Linked DNA regions of Homo sapiens: region 2 is linked to region 1. A link is a loop called in an ENCODE intact Hi-C map of the cell type or tissue named here. Cell type or tissue: Panc1. All regions are shown on one strand. Each heading gives the region's core, and the rest is flanking DNA. Links, peaks and the distances in the headings are about the cores only.

What was found. Hi-C counts contacts between places; a loop is a spot of excess contacts. Peaks named below come from ENCODE experiments on the same cell type or tissue, not always from the same donor. Only the 100,000 strongest peaks of a DNase experiment are listed, where the experiment ranks them.
Region 2: a loop joins it to region 1, with 8 times the contacts of the local background. A loop is called at or near these places in 69 of 110 quality-filtered maps.

The regions. Positions count from the first base shown.
Region 1 is chr16:82,228,585-82,231,498 of GRCh38, forward strand. No RefSeq gene overlaps it. Among named protein-coding and RNA genes, the nearest start is that of MPHOSPH6, 60 kb to the left of the region's middle. In Panc1, for the core only: CTCF peaks have their summits at 1,628 (motif pointing left) and 1,832; a DNase peak (open chromatin) is centred at 1,617; H3K27ac peaks cover 597 bases.
Region 2 is chr16:81,939,276-81,942,189 of GRCh38, forward strand. PLCG2 (phospholipase C gamma 2) reads left to right here. Exons shown (of 33, transcript NM_002661.5): 30 at 617-784. Among named protein-coding and RNA genes, the nearest start is that of SDR42E1, 71 kb to the right of the region's middle. In Panc1, for the core only: CTCF peaks have their summits at 274 (motif pointing left), 1,711 and 1,910; a DNase peak (open chromatin) is centred at 1,706.

The sequences.
Region 1 (2,914 bases), core at 240-2,739:
GTGGTGGTGAATAGTGCTTCCCCAATTTAATGGGCACACACACCATCTGGAGATTTTGTTAAAATGCAGATTACGTATGATTCAGTAGGTCTGGGGTGGGGACTGAGATTTTGCATTTCAACAACCTCCTTGGTAATGATGTTGTTTCTGCTCCACAGACCATACTGTCAGCAGTAAAAGTCCCGGGCTTTGGAATTATAAAATGCAACCCGGTACTAAAGCTCTGTGACGGCGTGTGTGTGTGGGTTTGGGTTTGTTTTTTACCCTGGCTAATTGAACTGTGGCTTACACTGGGACCTTGTTCATGACAGGCAGTTGATTGGATTAGATGGTGCTTGAGACAGTTGAGAGGTGTTTGCAATTAATGTAAAAGGCGAGCCATGTCGTTTAGTGTCAACTGGCAGAACGTGGCCAGGTGTGGCTTGTCTGGTCCTCAGGAGGGTGAAGGGAGAGGCTTTGTGATTTCTTTTTTTTTTTTTTTGAGACGGAGTCTTGCTCTGTCTCCCAGGCTGGAGTGCAGTGGTGCCATCTCGGCGCACTGCAAGCTCTGCCTCCCGAGTTCACGCCATTCTCCTGCCTCATCCTCCTGAGTAGCTGGAACTGCAGGCGCCTGCCACCACGCCCAGCTAATTTTTTGTATTTTTAGTAGAGATGGGGGTTTCACCGTGTTATTCAGGATGGTCTCAATCTCCTGACCTCGTGATCTGCCCGCCTTGGCCTCCCAAAATGCTGGGATTACAGGTATGAGCCACCGCGGCCGGCCAGGTTTGTGATTTCAAAACACAACTGTTTCCAGACTCCTTCTCTCAGGTCCTGTGCCCTTGGTATTTCTGAGCTGACCAGCAGAACCTTCTCTTTGTCACTGACTTTTGTTCAAGGTTTGTCTCCCTGCTCAGATCCTGCCTCATAGGCTATCTAGTATTTAAGTCTCTTTAAAATTCTGGCTACCCATTAGTGACCCATTCTGTGTTGATGTTTAGGTTTGCTCTCTATTCTTCCTCTTCCTCATGAATACCAAGACATTGAGATCAGTTGTAGCCCATTCCCTGCTGGGAATCCAATTCCCAGGGCTATGGACTTTCAGATGAGGCCCTGTTCCACAAAACACAATTCACCCAGTTATATTGGACTCACTTTTGTTTCTTAGCGTCCTTATACACTTCTGCCAGGTTTGATGTCCTACCTGAGCACACCGTGACATCTGACAATGAATGATGTGTCTCTGATTTTTAGTGTCACTGGGTTTGTCCTCTCCACCCTAAAGTTCCGTAAGTGTATGTGTGAGTTTGGGTTTGTTTTTTACCCTGGCTAATTGAACTTTGGCTTACACTGGGATCTTGTTCATGAGGGGCAGTTGATTAGATTAGATTGGATTGGATTAGCCTCTCCCTTGTCCCTCCTGAGGCCCAGACAAGCCACACCTGGCCAGATTTTGCCTGTCGACACTAAAGTACATGGCTCCCCTTTTAAATTAATTGCAAACACCTCTCAACTATCTCAATTACCACCTAATCCAATCAGCTGCCTCTCTTGGTGGTACTTGGCCTTTCCCACCCATAATTCTGGGAAAACCCTCTCTCTGGGAGTTAATCATCCTGCAGGGAGTTTCTGCTCCTAAGCTCTCTGCTGCCCTCTGCTGGGAGGCAGAGACCTTTTCCCTTGCTGCACCATGGAGCTCTAGTTCTTTGAGTAGCAAGCACCTGCCAAGATACTCCACCCTTCCCACATTCATTCTTTCCTTTCCCGTTCAGCAAATACTTATTGAGGATATCCTGTATACCAAGAACTACAGGCCCTGGGATACAAGGTGAATAAACTTGGCTCCTATCTCTTAGGACCTCACTAAGGCGAAAGACAGAAGGGTTAATAACAATTAGAATATGGCTTGAGAAAGGCCAGACGAGAGAAAGCAGAAGATAAAGGGAGACTAGGAGAAAAGAAACGTTAGCAATGCTCACAGGAGAGAGGAAGCCTTCACTAGGGTTTTGGCAGCTGAGCTGAGTTTTAAGGGATGGGCAGGAGTAGGCAAATTGCTGGAGTCTTGGATTTATAGACTAGGAGGGATGGAAAGGATACTGGAAATTACATTTTGGTTGACTTAATAATGAACCATCCATTGTCCTAGAGGACAATGTCATAGATCATTCAAATTTATATCTTTTCCTTGAGGGTTAACACTGGGGTTTTCTTATAGTCCTGCTGCCTTGTATTTAAGCATACAAATATCTAAGAAGAAAAATAAGCATCAGGATTTTTCTGTTTAAAATCAGACCAAAAAAAAAAAAAAAAGATATAGGGTCCCATGATCTCTGTATTTTTTGGAACTTGAGAGATTGTATGTCCTACCTCTCCTAAAAGCTAAGGAATTGGATATTTTTCACTCTTGTATTATTTGGAATTTACCTGCTATGAACCAAATAATAAGAGTAAATATATTATCCCCAGAAAGATGTTTTGTTACTGTTGCTGGTGAAAAAAATGAGCTCACTAACATTTTACCACCCCCCACCCCAATTATGCTGTTCTTTCACCGGAGCAGTGCTCATGAAGATAACTGACAGTTTCAATAGTTATTTGTAAAAAGTTGGCATCCAGGCTGGGCATCCTGCCTGCAGAATGGCATAGGCTGAGGATGAATGGTAAGTTAATGAGCTTATCTACCTCTCAACCCCCAGCATGAGGTACCGTAAACAGCATCTGGCTTAGTAATAGAGACGGAGAAACACCACAATACAGGAAGATGAAGTTATTACATTCCTACCTGGATAAAAATGAAAATGGAGAATTCTCAGCTGATCGATCAAAGGAGCATATGTCTCACCATACAGTGTGATCTCCTTGCGGCTATGACCCTTGTCCCTTTTTATGTACCTGGCTCCTCTCATACAACCTGGCCCTTAGTAGCTGCTTCCAA
Region 2 (2,914 bases), core at 189-2,688, 290 kb before region 1:
AGAGGATCAGCCTAACCTGGGAGATCTTAGCCCCTAGAGGGCAGGAGGGACAAGAGGAATGCTTGCTCTTCCAGGAAAAGCCAGGAGGGAACCGTGATTGGTGGGCCTTCTAAAGCACAGGATCCTTGCCCCTGGTAAAAAGTAGCCCAATGAACAACTCAGATGCTGACCAAATAAACTGGCATTTATGGAGAGTGGCAGGATTGCTGCTTGCCTGCTCTGTGAGGCTGGGCTCTCCCCTGCCAGCTGTAGAACCCCCTGCTGGTGGATGTGGCTCCCAGGCTCTCCTCCCCTTTTGTCTTTTCCAAAATCCACCTTCCTGCTCTGCAAACAAACACCTCCCCCGTTCCCTTGTCCCTGATCCTGGGGCGGGGAGATGGGAGGTGGTCTCCTTCCTCTGCTCACCAAGGGACCAGCCTGCAACAGCAGCTTCCAGGATTGCTCAAGGTGGGGTGGGGGAGTGAAGATAATTATTCAGATTTTCTTAGATCTTGGCATAGATGCATATTTATTTACATGGTTGCTAAGGGGATTCACAGCTGAAGGATGCGGAGATTGTCTTACCAGAAGGGGGCAGCTCCAATGTGGCCTCTCATGAGCTTTGATCTCCTTCCAGATGATAATGGCCTCAGCCCTATCTGGGCTCCAACACAGGAGAAGGTGACATTTGAAATTTATGACCCAAACCTGGCATTTCTGCGCTTTGTGGTTTATGAAGAAGATATGTTCAGCGATCCCAACTTTCTTGCTCATGCCACTTACCCCATTAAAGCAGTCAAATCAGGTAAGAGGCATTTTAATTAAGATGTTCGATTTGGGCTGGCGTTGTACTTTGGTTTGGCTGCTGGCTTCAAAAAGAATGAAAAATGATTTTTCCTGGTTTGGATGGAATCACTGTAAAACCGATTGGGTGGCTTGGAGAGCAGGTGTACAGCCTGTCGTGTAGCACACAGGTGGGAGGAAGTGGGTGACAGGGGAGGCTATGCCCCTCAAAGTGGGATGTTTACAAGCAAAACTGGATTGTTAGTGGATCCTCAACCTGGCACTGCAGTTTGATTTCATTTTGAAATATTACATGCGGTTTGCTTCTCCCTAGCTAGGGCTAAGTCTGGTTTGATCTCCCCCTCCTGCTCTCTGGCTGGCAGTGTGAGAGGGTGGCAAGGGAGAGACCTTTGGCATCTTGGGGGGGGAGTAACAATCTCGAGGGTCCAACTCCCCAAACCCTTCAGAATTCACCTTCTTCTTCTATAAAATTGGGTGGGTTAATTTACTTCTTTGAGTTGTTACAGTTTTCTTCCCTGCTGAAGAAAACACAAGATCCCTTCATGGTATAAGAAGGGTCATTTTGTATTTTTCTGCAACCAAGCCAAGCTGGGTCATACGACCAGCTCTTAAGAACCCTGCTGAATCCCAGATGACTGAGCCCTTCCTACACAGCTGAGATAGACACTTCCAGGTGAGGGGATTTGGGACCCTGCTGCTTCTAGAGCCAGTCATTTACAAAAACAAAAAAAACTGGCTCTCCTTAGCTTCTATATAGTTTCTCTAGTTTACTTTCCCACTGGATCTTTCCCACTGGATTTTAGGTATAATATTTGACAAATAGGCCCTTGCTGGATGTTGAATTTTCCTTCTTCCTCTTCCTTTAGTATTTCTGATGCATGGTGCATGAGATATGAGATCATAGATTCTTCTGGATTCCTCAAGAGGTCACTGTTCCCTTGTTTTCTGAGGATCATTTTTCAAGAGAAAGATGACTGTCATTTTAGTTACTTACATAAAAAAATACAGTCTTTTGATATTGTTTGGAAACGTGGGGCTCAATGAAGAGCTGAATTGGATCTTTTTTGTTTTCAGACATTCCCTCAACTTCCACCTTTTTTTGTATAATATCATAAACCTGACCATTTCTGCTACTGGGCAGGAGCCCAGTTTCTGAGCAGCAGGCATGCTAGAAAATCCAGGTGCTGGCCGGGCACGGTGGCTCACTCCTGTAATCATAATCCCAGCTACTTGGAAGGCTGAGGTTGCACCACTGCACTCCAGCCTGGGTGACAGAGCAAGACTCAGAAGAAAGTGCAGGTTCCTGGACCCACCACAGGGTGATGAGTCAGCCCAGGGTGGGGCCAAGGAATCTGCATCTTTAGGCAGCTCCCCAGATGGTGCTTGGATGGCACTTTGACAGAACCAAACTATGTCAAGGCTGCCTATCTTACCATTGAGGAAATGAATTCCTTAGCAAGTTACTAGATGAAACAAGACTTTGGGAAAATGTTTAAAGTTTCTGATTTTTTTTTTTTTTTGTACTCTAGAAATGTTCATTTTCATGAACATTGCTACTCTAGCAATAATAATGAGTATTCATTTGTAAGAGGCCTGATATTTGGCAACCCTTCTGGGTTAACTCACCCACACTGTAAACTCCCCCTTTTTTTTTTTTGAGATGGAGTCTTGCTCTGTCGCTCAGGCTGGAGTGCAGTGGGTGATCTCGGCTCACTGTAACCTCTGCCTCAGCCTCCTCAGTAGCTGGGACTACAGGTGTACACTACCACATCTGGCTAATTTTTGTATTTTTAGTAGAGACGGGGTTTTGCCATGTTGGTCTGAAAAAAAGTGATGGGATTAAAGGAGTGAACCACTGTGCCTGGCCTATAAACTACTTTAAACCCGGCACTGATCAGGGCTGTGATTCCTTAATTTGCTTCTTTTAGATTAGTCTAATAAGGCTTAGGAATGACACCAATTCTTCTGGTGCAGGAAGTGTAGCTTTTGGTACACCTTTACGTTCCTAGCCTTGACGCTGTAACAGATTTCTTTTTATGGTAACTGCCTGCCAGTTCCTCTACTGAACTCATCCAGCAGAGAGGGGCAGCTGTGCTGAAACCCCTTGGTTACCCCGACGTCCTCTTGAAGG